Linked DNA regions of Homo sapiens: region 2 is linked to region 1. The links are chromatin loops, found by intact Hi-C in ENCODE. Cell type or tissue: endothelial cell of umbilical vein. All regions are shown on one strand. Links, peaks and the distances in the headings refer to the core of each region. The heading gives the core; the rest is flanking DNA.

Region 1 (8,276 bases), core at 1,850-6,849:
TAGAAACTGTACTTTCAGCACCCATACAACCATACTGTTTTTCACTTTCTGTACAGTATTCAATAGATTACATGAGATATTCAACACTGTATTATGAACACTTTATTATAAAATGTATTAGATTATTTTGCCCAACTGTAGGCTAATATAAGTGCTCTGATCACATTCAAAGGTAGGCTAAGATAAGCTGTGATGTTTGGTAGATGAAGTGTATTAAATGCATTTCTGACTTAACAATATTTTCAATTTACCATGGATCTATCAAGATGTAATCCCATCATAAGTCAAGGAACATCTGTATGTGCTTTAACTGTACATATTTAATTTTACATATTTTTTAATTCTGTAGGAAAACATAATGAACAAAATGAGACATAGGTGGAAATTCCAGAAAACATTTGTAACACATATGACAAAAGGCTAATTTCCTTAATATATAAAGGGCCACTTATAAATCAATTTTTAAAACTCAGCAAAACACAAAGAACATGAACAGATATTTCTCAAGAGAGAAAAAATAGATGGCTTCTTGGCAGGGCGCAGTGGCTCATGCCTGTAATCCCAGCACTTTGGGAGGCTGAGGCAGATGGATCCCTTGAGGCCAGGCATTAGAGACCAGCCTGGCCAACATGGCGAAACCCCGTCTTTACTAAAAATACAAAAATTAACCGGGCCTGGTGACACACACCTGTAATCCCAGCTACTTGGAGGCTGAGGCACAAGAATTGCTTAAACCCAGGAGGCGGAGGTTGCTGTGAGCCAAGATCACCCCACTGCACTCCAGCCTAGGTAACAGAGTAAGACTCTGTCTCAAAAAAAAAAAAAAAAAAAAAAAGTTGGCTTCTTATATCAAAAAATGCTTAACCTTGAAACAACAAGATACTCTACACATCTATTTGATTGGCCAAAATGCAGAGCACTGACATCAAATGCTGGTGAGAATACGGAGCAACAGGAACTCTTGTTCATTACTGATGGAAATGCAAAATGGTACAGCTACTGTGGAAAACAATTTGGTGGTTTCTTTTGTTTGTTTTCTTTTTTTCTAAAAGGCCATTACAGCGTTAGACAGTTTGGTGATTTCTTACAAAACTAAACATGCTTTTACCACATGATCCAGCAATTACATTCCTTGGTATTTACCCAAAGGAATTGAAAACTTATGTCCACACAAAAACCTATACACCAATGTTTATAGCAGCTTTATTCATAATTGCCAAAACTTGAAGCAACCAAGATTTTACTGAGTAAAAGAAGCCAATGTGAAAAGGCCACGTACTGTATGATTCCAACTATATAACACTCTAGAAGGGCAAAACTATGAAGATAGTAAAAAGATCAGCAGTTGCCGGGAGTTAGGAGGACAGAGGGATGAATAGGTGGATCACAGAGGATTTTTTGTGTAGTGAAGCTACTACATATGATGCTATAATAGTGAATACATGTCATTATACATTTGTCCAAACCCACAGAATGTACAACATGGAGAGTAAACTCTAAGATAAACTATGGACTCTGGGTGGTAATGATGAGTGAATGTAGGTTCATCGATTGTAATAAGTGTACCCCATCTGGTGGGGAATGTTGACAATGGGGAAGGCTATGCATGTGTGGGGCAGAGGACGTACTGGAAATCTCTGTACCTCCTGCTCAATTTTGCTGTGAACTTAAAACTGCTCTAAAAAATAAAGGCAATTTTTAAAATATTGCTGACTTTAAATGTTTAAAATGCAAATGAAAAAAACTCAAAGGGGGAGAAAATGGTAATAGCTACCAAATTTCAAATTCAGATACTTTTGACGCATAATTTCTCTTCTAAACATTTATCCTAACTGGGCGCGGTGGCTCACGCCTGTAATCCCAGCACTTTGGGAGGCTGAGGTAGGCGGATCACTTGAGGTCAGGAGTTTGAGACCAGCCTGGCCAACATGGTGAAACCCCGTCTCTACTAAAAATACAAAAATTATCCGGGTGTGCTGGCATGTGCCTGTAATCCCAGCTACTTGGGAGGCTGAGGCAGGAGAATTGCTTGAACACGGGAGGCGGAGTTTGCAGTGAGCCAAGATCGCACCATTGCACTCCAGCCTGGGTGAAGAAGCAAGACTCCATCAAAAAAAAAAAAAAAATTATCCTACAGACACACATGGATGGATGCAAAAATGTGTACACCAGGATATTGATTACACTACTATTTGTAGCAACAGAAATTTACGGATACCGGCTCATGCCTGTAATCCCAGCACTTTGGGAGGCTGAGGCGGGCAGATCACGAGGTCGGGAGATCCAGACCATCCTGGCTAACACGATGAAATCCCGTCTCTACTAAAAATACAAAAAAAAATTAGCCGGGCGTGGTGGCGGGCGCCTGTAGTCCCGGCTACTCGGGAGGCTGAGGCAGGAGAATGGCGTGAACCCGGGAGGCGGAGCTTGCGGTGAGCAGAGATCGTGCCACTGCACTCCAGCATGGGCAACAGAGCGAGACTCTGTCTCAAATAAAAAAAAAAGAAAAGAAAAGAAAAAAGAAACTGTTTACTGAATTACAACATATCCATCCATACAATGAAATACTACCCAGCTGTTAAAACAATGAGATAATTCATACATCTTGACATGGAAACATGTCCAAGATACATTGTTAAATTTTTTAAAAGGCAATGCACTAACATGATGTATTTGTAGCTACTCTCGGTGTTTAAAAACAAAAGGATATATATATATATAGTTTATATCCATTAAATATATCTACAAGAACATGAAAACAAAAACCAAAACAGTGGTTGCTTCTAGGGAAGGAAGCTGGAAGACTTGGTGGGGGTGTGGTGGTTGATGTTGAAACAACTTTTCACTTATGCTCTCTTAAACTTTTTGGATTTTTATTAAGCTATTTAAACATAAGTAATTATTCAAGTAAACAGTTTCTTCACTAGAAAAATGTAACTTAAAGGTTTTAATGAAAATTAAAAATTAGAAAAATAGGCGTGAAAAACATAACTTACCAACATAGTATTAAAAAATGGATAACATTAGTGCTCAGATTTCCCCTGATGAGTGGTCAGAGTTGTTAAGTGGTTTCAGACAAGTAAATACAGACAGGTTAATTGCTGGGGAGGGCCGAGCCTTGTTACTAATGAAAGAAACACAGATTTAGGCAACATCAAGAAGCATTATACTATCAATAATGAAAACCAATAAAACTGGAGCTTTCCAAATGGTTCCACTCATTTGAATGATGTGTGCATACCTTTTCCCAAATAATGCTGATACACATCTGCTCAAATACATGAAAGTTCCCATCCTGCCAACTCTTATGGAAGGAGCAAGTTTGCATGTCAGCTGCACAGAAAAGAGGGCAAGTGGTAAGAAGAGGAGATGGGGAGGGAGGCATTTGACAACTTTTCAAGACACCGGCACCAACAACTTACTTGTTTATTGGGGGTTAGCGGCTTTAGGAAAAAATGGTAATTAAATAGAATGTTTTATTTCTGTAAGGCAACTTGGGAATACATAAGAATTATAAAATCATTCTTTGATCCTCTAGTTCTACTTTGGGTCCAAAGTTCCCACATTCATATCAATGCTACTTACGTTAATGAACAAAATTAGAAGTATAATAAAACATGATTGTACTTTTTGTTTTTTGAGACAGAGTCTTCCTCTGTCACTCAGGCTGGAGTGCAATGGCAAGGTCTCAGCTCACTGCAACCTCCACCTCCTGGGTTCAAGCGATTCTCCTGTCTCAGCCTCCTGAGTAGCTGGGATTACAGGCACACACCACTTTTTCCAGCTATTTTTTGTATTTTTAGTAGAGACGGGGTTTCACCATGTTGGCCAGGCTTGTCTTGAACTCCTGACCTCATGATGCACCCACCTTGGCCTCCAAAAGTACTGGGATTACAGGCGTGAGTCACCGCATCCAGCCATGATTTTACTTTCTAAAATGTAAGTATGTAGATAGACTAATTCTAGCATATTAGGTAATATTGAATTAAAAGCAGTATACCAAATAACGGATGAACACTTGTTACAATTATATAAGTCTATGTAGAGACATGATCAAAAGTAGAAAATTAATTTGGAGGAGTGGAAATAGTTTATAATGTATTCATTAGGTTGTGTGAATGGTTGTTTAAATTCACAGAAGAGACCCTATCCATCTGGCAGGCAGTCCAACAGAACAAGGAGGACCAGATGGGCACAGTAATACGTCAGTACTGGCAGAAGAAAGAATATCCAGGACAGGATTAATTACTAATGCCCCCACCCACCTTGGGACCCGGGACAGGCCAGTTGGCCGGCTCGACTTGTCCTGCAGGCACCCAAGGGAATTAAAGGCCACCTGGTGGCTATATCAGAAAATTACAGCTCAGTTGATTCCTGGAGGGCAGCTGCAGCAAGAAAAACTAAATAGGACCTAGACTGACCACAATGTATTGGTTAGCTTCACATACACACAGAAGTATCTTAACAGATTATAACTATTTCCTGCAAATCCTGTTACTTCCTCTTCATTTTTGCCAGGGTCCTCAGTCATGCCTTCTCTCACATTCAATCAGCATAAAACAGGTTGAACATCCCTAATCCAAAAATCCAAAATTCAAAATTCTCCTAAATCTGAAACTTTTTGAGAGCTGACCTGATACCACAAGTGGAAAATTCCACACCTGCCTTCAAGTGACAGATCACAGTCAAAACAGCCAAAACTTTGTTTCATGCACAGAATTATTTAAAATATTGCATAAAACAGACCAGGCATAGTAGCTCAAGCCTATAATTCCAGCACTTTGGGAGGCCGAGGCAAGTGGGTCACTTGAGCTCAGGAGTTCGAGATCAGCCTGGGCAACATGGCAAAACCCCATCTCTACCAAAAATACAAAAAAATTAGCCAGGCTGGCCGGGCACAGTGGCCCACGCTTGTAATCCCAGCACTTTAGGGGGCCGAGGCGGGTGGATCACTTGAGGTCAGGAGTTTGAGACCAGCCTGGCCAACATGGTGAAACCCCGTCTCTACTAAAAATACAAAAATTAGCCCGGCGTGATGGCGGGTGCCTGTAATCCCAGCTACTGGGGAGGCTAAGGCAGGAGAATCGCTTGAACCCGGGAAGAGGTTACAGTGAGCCGAGATTGCGCCATTGCACTCCAGCCTGGGCGACGAGCAAAACTCTGTCTCAAAAAATAAAAATAAAAAATAAAAAAATTAGCTGGGCGTGGTGGTGTGCGCCTGTAGCTACTCAGGAGGCTGAGGTGGGAGGATCCCTTGAGCTTGGGAGGTGGAGGTTGAAGGGAAGTGGAGGTTGCAGGGAGGTAGAGGTTGCAGGGAGGTAGAGGTTGCAAGGTGCCAAGATTGCACAACTGCACTCCAGCCTGGGCAACAGAGCAAGACCCTGTCTCAATAAGTAAATAAATAATAAAATACTGTATAAAATTACCTTCAGGCTATGTATATAAGATGTATATGAAACAAATTAATTTCATGCTTAGACTTGGGTCCCAGCTCCAAGATATCTCATTATGCAAATATTCCAAAATCTGAAAAAGTCCAAAATCTGAAACACTTCTGGTCCTAAGCATTTCTGATAAAGGATACTCAAGCTATATCTCTATCTTCTTTCCTCTGAAAATGCCACATGCAGAATTCATTACTATTGCATGTGAATGAGCAAGATTTAGCATTTAAATAGTCAAAACCATCCCTTTGCTTCAGCACATCCTCTAATTCTTCTCCAGAAACATGGCAATATACATATTTTGTTATTAAACAATAACAATGATAACTGTTTGATTCACAAAGACAAATATGTGTTTTGTTTCACTATCTTTTTTTAGTGACTCATTCATTATTGAACACTATTCCCATCATTCAGTCAACTCTTGAATATCCTTTGAGATAGTTTGAGTAATTAAAATAGCAGCATTTAATTTCAGGTCTATTTTTGATAGAATTATTATTAGTACCCTCAGCGAGGTCTCTCTGCCTGAAAGACAGCTCCCCCCTCCCTCCCACCAAGTGACAAGTCCTGATATGACATTAAAAACGCATGAATCCCAGCTGCTCGGGAGGCTGAGATGGAAGAATCACTTAAGCCCAGGAGGTCGAGGCTGCAGTCAGCTATGATCACGCCACCGCACTCCAGCCTGGGCAACAGAGGTATACCCTGTCTCTAAAATAATAATAATAATAATAATAATAATAAGTAAAAAGCATTTTAAAAGATAAGGAAAGTCTCTTTCAAAAGGAACTTCTGGACACTGACACCTGACTCCCTGGGCTTTTGTTTGATTCCCTTTTCCGCTGAGGTCTACTTCCTGATTACTCAGCTGACCATTCCTCATCTATTTGTCATGAAAGTGAGTGGATCACAGCAGAAGCTCAAAAAACATGAGTCCCTCCTCTTCCCATCCATTTGGACCAGCATGCCTGTGTAAAGGCCAGAAGTGTGAAACAGGATGGCAAGCACCAGTTGTACATTAGAATGCAGGATGTGAATGAAAGAAGGCATTAAGGGGGGGATCAGGCCCCTCCTCCCCATCTTTGGGTCCACCTGTGGCTTTGGTAAGTCCCAGGACCAGAGTATGCCCTTCATGACCCCATCCACCTTAACACCTGCTACTCAAAGATGGGGTTTCACCAGCCCTTCAGTCCATCTTCTCCAGCCTGGGCTTAGTCAGGAGATGTTTCAAAGCCTTCTTCCTTAAATTCATCTTGCCACAGTACTATCATTATTTACTTTTCCCAAACAAATTGAAAATGAGAAGGTGTGTCCAAAAGGAAACTTGGAAACAGAGACACCAAAAAAATTCAGGTAATGCATGGCACTCGCCTAAGAAGTCCTTCCACTTAACTGGATTCCAACACATTGGTTATTCTTTGTTTCCCTGGTTCTTATACTGCTTGTCAACGATCAAAACGTCAGAAAATAATTAACATCATCAACAGCAGGACAAACTGACAGTTATGAGTTTCCTGATGTACAGCCCCAGGAAGGATGAACCACCACTTCCGGCTATTGTCACCATGTTCTCATGTATAGCCTGAATCTCATCATGAGAAAACATGAAACAAACCCAAACGGAGAGACAGTCTCTAAAACTACAGGCCTACACACCTAACAGCAAGGTCATGAAAAATAAACCAAAGCTGAGGAGTTGTTCCAGATTAAAGGAGACTAAAGAGTCATCTCAAGGAGATTATTAAGACAAGTGGTAAAATTTGAACAGGGACTGTATATTAGATAACAATATTATATCTAGGTTAAATTTCCTGAATTTTCTAATTGAGCCACGGTGATAGGGTTTGGCTCTGTGTCCCCACCCAAATCTCATGTCGAATTGTAATCCCTGCATGTCGGAGGAGGGGCCTGGTGGGAGGTGATTGGATCATGGGGACAGACTTCCCCCTTGCTGTTCTCGTGATAGAGTAATCACAAGATCTGGTTGTTTGAAAGTGCATAGCACTTTCCCCTTCACTCTCTCTCTCTCCTGCCTCACCATGGTAAAACACACTTGCTTCCCCTTCACCTTCCTCCCTGATTGTAAGTTTCTGAAGCCTCCCAGTCATGTTTCCTGTACAGCCTGCAGAACTGTGAGTCAATGAAACCTCTTTTCTTCATAAATTACCCAGTCTTAGGTAATTCTTCATAGCAGCCTGAGAACAGACTAATACATGTAGTTATGCAGGAGAACGTTCTTAGGAGATTTCTGCTAAAGTATTTTGACATAGAAGGGCACCAATCATTTAGGAAAAAAGTAATGTGAATACGTAGAGAGTAATAACATAGGGAGTGATAGGCAAATGTGGCAAAATGTTAAGAATTGGGGTAAAGCAATGTGGAAATTTTTTTCATAACACTGCTGTAAGTTTGGGATTATTTCTAGAAAGAGAAAAGAGAAAACACAAAAATGGAACATTCAAAAATCAGATCCTTCACCTCTATTTTCTGATAGATTATTCATGTAAGAAAAGGTGAGAGTTTACCTGCAACTCTCCTATCAGTAGCATTTTTAAGTTGAGTAGTAATAGTGATCATTGGGAAAGGGATTCGGTTATTTGGTTACATGGACTGTATGAGTTCATTTTCACACTGCTATGAAGAAATACACGAGACTGGGTAGTTTACAAAGGAAAGAAATTTAGTTGACTCACAGATCCACATGGCTGAGGAGGCCTTGGGAAACTTACAATCATGGTGAATGGGGAAACAAACAAGTCCTTCTTCACATGGTAGCAGGAGAGAGAAGAAGTGCCAGCAGGGGGAATGCCAGACGTTTATAAAACCATC
Region 2 (5,000 bases), core at 1-5,000, 220 kb before region 1:
AAGCTGAGGTGGGAGGGTCACCTGAGTCCAGGAGATCACTGCATGCTAGTCTGGGTATCAGAGTGAGACCCTGTCTCAAAAGCTATATATATATTTTTATATGTTTAGTACTCTATTACATGAATGAGAATGTGGGTAAAATGGAAATTCAGAAATGAAAAAGATGATTATGAACTGAGGTAGACGAGGTTTCAACAAACAGGCACAAATTAATAGTAAGCATAAGGAAATAATGTTTTTAAATTATCTGTCATAACTTTACTTCCAAAATGCCTTCTCCTGACACTATATGTTCTTTAAATACCATATTCTCAAGAATGTAAGATGACTTCATTAGCTCCTTTCCCATAAGGAACCAAGCAAAATGGGGTTCCCTAGAGTTAAAGCCTCTGGGAAGCTGTTGTGAGAAATCCTACTATTCTCATTGAATCAAATTATAAATGTGTTCCTGCCAACTTTTGAGGTAAATTGTTTTCATCATAAAGAGTGCAGCAATAATCAGGTCAAAAAAAAAAAAAAACAGCTGTTACAGATTTACCCATACTACAAGGACAGCAAATTGCTGGGACATCTGAAAAGGCTCGTGACATCTTGCTTACTTGGTAACAGAGTACAGTTTTTCTTCCCCAGGTAGAAAAAGTGCATATTAGATCAGCCCTTCTTGGTGACCACATACACATTAAAATGTTAACTTCCTTTGAACTTAGAAATCAGGAACATCATTTTTTATAGCAGGAACACAAAGAGAAGACATTCATCAATAAACAATAAACTCTAAAGCATACTTAAGAGCAGAAGATATAAATGACAGATCCCACAAGACAATACAAATATGAAGACATGCAGGGAAATAAATATTAATTAAAACAATGAGGTACCACTTAACAGCTACAGGTTGAGTATCCCCTATCTGAAACGCTTGGGACCAGAAGTGTCTCGTATTTCAGAATTTTTTCGGATTTTAGAATATATGGATAAGCAGTTGAGCACCCCAATCCAAATATCCAAAATCCAAAATGCACCAATGTGCATTTCCTTTGAGCATCATGTAGGCACTCAGAAAGTTTTCAATTCTGGAGCATTTCAGATTTCAGATTTTTGGATTAAGGATGCTCAACCTGTAGTAAATTGTCTTCAATTAAAAGACAAGATCCAACATAGATGAGGTTGTACAAAAGTTATTTACTCAAAGATACGATGGTAGTACTATAAATTATTAAAAATCCTACTTAGAAAGTAAAATAAATCATGTATCAAAAGCCACAGAATTATGTATATCTCATGACCTTACTCCTGGGAATTTATCCTAAAAAAAAAAAAACTGAAATGAAGAAAAACTCTAAATGCCTGAAGATTTTCACTATAGTGTGAGGTCTATATATAGTAAGATGGAAAACTAAATATACAAAAACATGGAAAAGTCTTTAAACAGGGAAAAAGTTAAGTAAATTAAAATCATTTGCCAGAAGGACTATGTCCAGCCACCAACTCCTGTAAGTATAAATAGAGTGTTAGGAAAATGTTAAGAAAAAGTTATAAAACAGAACAATACTAAGTGTTTTTAACTTTAAAAATATATGTACCATCGGCCGGGCACAGTGGCTCACGCCTGTAATCCCAGAACTTTGGGAGGCCGAGGCAGGAGGATCACGAGGTCAGGAGATCAAGACCATCTTGGCTAACACGGTGAAACCCGTCTCTACTAAAAATACAAAAAAATTAGCCGGGCATGGTGGCGGGCGCCTGTAGTCCCAGCTACTCAGGAGGCTGGGGCAGGAGAATGGCATGAACCTGGGAGGCGGAGCTTGCAGTGAGCCGAGATCGCGCCACTGCACTCCAGCCTGGGAGAGAGAGTGAGACTCTTTCTCAAAAAGCAGGCAGGGTGGCTCCTGCCTGTAATCTCAGTATTTTGGGAGGCTGAGGCGGGAGGATCACTTCAGGCCAGGAGCTAGAGGCCAGCCTGGGCAACACAGTAAGACCCCATTTCCCCATTTATATTAAAAAAAAAAAAAAAAATAGCTCGGTGTGGTAGCATGTACCTGTAGTCCGTCCTAGCTACTGAAGAGGCCGAGGTGGGAGGATCACTTGACCCCAGGAATTCAAGGTTATAGTGAGCTATGATCATGCCACTACACTCCAGCTTGGGCGACAGAGCAAGACGCTGTCTCCCAAAAAAAAAAAAAAAAGTAAAAATATGTGTGTCTGTGTGTACACATGCACACACATATGTACCATCTAAAAAAAAAAAAAAATATATATATATATATATATATATATATATATATATACTGACCTGTATGAAATACACAGAAAATCAGCGACACCAGAGGCAAGTATAGCTATCACTTTTAAATTTTTAAAATCTCAACAGTAAAATATTTTTATAATAATGTATAATTTAAAAGTATAGTTAATACAAACTGGGATAAAAGAACATGAAAATATTTCATTAAAAATGGTAAATGTGATTACAACTTGTTTCTACCTCCTATAGTCATCTATCTCAAGAGAAGGAAAGTCGAAGGAAAGATAAAAAAAAAAAAAAAACACTGTGTTAAGTTGTGCCAGGCCACCTACAGGCACACTGCATAGTAATTCATGTCAGTCATATCTAGATGAAGATGTGCCCTTCCAAAAATTCAAAGTCACAGATAATTTTCATTTAAAAACAATGGGTCATAGATTTATTTTAAGAGTCCTGTGTTTATAGAGCATGTATGTACTGTAACTATGATGTTATGCTATCAACATAAGAATGACTCATTTTAAAGAGGAATTATTTCAGATCAAAATCTGAAAGACTTTTCTAAGAGGAAATACAAAAAAAAAACTGATTAGGGCATTTACAAGATGAGTCAGAGGCTAACATTTATTCATTTGATTCAGAAAATCATGTGAAGTTCTACAGAAAGAAGAAAGGAACCAAGAGTATAAGATGTTCCCTGTCACCAAAGGGAAATTACGCTCTACAACAGCACCTTCAGAGTTTTCATTTACAAAAACTCAAATCCTTCAAGTTTACCTAAGAGGAAGAAACAGAAAATTATGAAATGAACAATCTATAAAAAGAGTGACACAAATCCTCCCCAAATTTTGCAACTCACAAGAAATACCACAGGAATAGCCAGGCGATTATGCTTGTAGAGAGATTAGGGGAAAATCTGAATGGTTTCTGTGTTTCACAATTCCTCTGCAGAAAGATAAATGTAAAACTATTACTTCAGTTTCTATATTTTGTTGTACCCCTTATGGAGGCAGGCCCGAAAATATTTCTTGTAAGAGGAGAATGCCACTAGGCTTCCTATAACCCAGTCAAGCAAAAACACCTCTCCCAACACTGTGATACAGAGTGGGGATTAAATTAAGATATAACCAAAGTTTCTTTCAAACTCATACACAGCCATTTAGCCCAACTATGACTTCTAACACTGGGCGGGGTTTAGGAAGGAGATGCCGACCCTTCCAGTCCTCAAGAGTACTCTGCCTGTCTCTGCACAGACCTGGAGCTCTGCTCCAATGCTCACTCTGCCAGCTGAGTCTGCACACCAAGGGCACTCATGAGCTTGGCTCCCTAATTCAGACATGCTGCACCCTAGCTGTGAGCTAGGCTGCCAGTCTTCTGCAAGAAGTGTGCTGCTCCACTACCCCAGCTTGAGCTTGAGCTGTCCTTCCTCGTCTCCCCAATATCTGAGTAGGCAACCCACAGGGGTCTCTGTGGAACCTTCCTCAGGAGCCACAGGGACACTACATATTTGAGTCCTTTCCCTCAAAGAGACACTCTCTACCTCCCTGACGATGGGTCCCAACCTTATTAAAGTTATCAGAGAATCACTGCTTACAAAGGCCTATCATGATTTCTTAGCTGTTTCTCTAGAGTTTACTCTTGGAGCCATTAAACTGCTTTTAAAAATATTCACCAATTACCATAAGTTATGTATACCGATGTTCTATTAAGGCTCAATGATATTAAACCTACTTCTACACTAAGTGTACCACTTTATATGATGGCATATTTTTAACATTAACCCATCAGTTCCTATCAGTTACATCTGAGTTTATTTAAAGCAAAATCATAAAGTCATATTCAAAGGATTTTTTTTACTTCATAAACTATTCCTTTGCTCACTTACAGCAAGTTAGTAGAATTCAGAAATCAATAACGTGAAGTCTCAATATCAATTTGAACAATATTCTGTTAAAAATGTTAATCAGGCATGGACTATCCTGACCATCCATTCAATATCATCTGGAGCACACAATCATATTCTGAAATAGTCAACATTCTGGAAAAAAATGATAGAGCAAATATGAAGTAGTTACTTTAATTAAGGAAAAAATCATAAAGTAGCCTGCTGGTCATAGATGTCTGGTAAAAGAACCACTTCATATACATGAATAGGTAACAGGGACCTCTACATAGAAACCTATAGGAGTCATATCCTATCAAAGCCAGCCATGCCAAAGAAGCTCCTGGTTCTATGCCTTCCCCTCAATCCTAACTTCTTGCTGACTTCAACAAGAAGTTTCGTTCATTCACCCGTTAGTACTTACTAAATACCTATTAAGAAAGGACAGTTAAAGCAAAAGGAACACAGTGATGAAAAAGCTTGCCTTCTTTAGGGCAGAGAAGAGAGGCTGGTAGCACACAAATGAGCATGGTATATAAAGCGATATGATAAAGAATTATGGAAGTGATGAGGGGAGGATGGCTGATCATGATTAGGAAAGACACCTCAGGGTGAAGGGGACTTTTGAGCTGAGACTGAAGAAGCCACAGCCACTTGAAACATCTGAAGGAAGACATTTCATCAAAGGCCCAGAGGTGGTAATGAACTTGGACTATTCCATGACCAGAAAAAAACGCCACATCAGGAATACAGACTTATGCCAATGAGGGCAGGGAGAACAGGGGGTAGCTCAGGCAGGGCCTTGTAGGTCAAGAATAAGGAGTACGGACTTTATTGCAAGGGAAAAGTCACTAGAGTAGTGATTTACAACAT

Evidence for each region. A loop is a pair of places that touch in the nucleus more often than their neighbours do. Peaks named below come from ENCODE experiments on the same cell type or tissue, not always from the same donor. Only the 100,000 strongest peaks of a DNase experiment are listed, where the experiment ranks them.
Region 2: a loop joins it to region 1, with 2.4 times the contacts of the local background. A loop is called at or near these places in 1 of 110 quality-filtered maps.

The regions. Positions count from the first base shown.
Region 1 is chr1:224,046,664-224,054,939 of GRCh38, forward strand. No RefSeq gene overlaps it. Among named protein-coding and RNA genes, the nearest start is that of FBXO28, 63 kb to the right of the region's middle. In endothelial cell of umbilical vein, for the core only: a CTCF peak has its summit at 4,351; DNase peaks (open chromatin) are centred at 4,328 and 6,328; H3K27ac peaks cover 1,625 bases.
Region 2 is chr1:223,829,230-223,834,229 of GRCh38, forward strand. The region is part of intron 1 of TP53BP2 (tumor protein p53 binding protein 2); the gene reads right to left. Among named protein-coding and RNA genes, the nearest start is that of TP53BP2, 14 kb to the right of the region's middle. In endothelial cell of umbilical vein, for the core only: no CTCF peak of the experiment used is centred there; a DNase peak (open chromatin) is centred at 2,752; H3K27ac peaks cover 1,472 bases.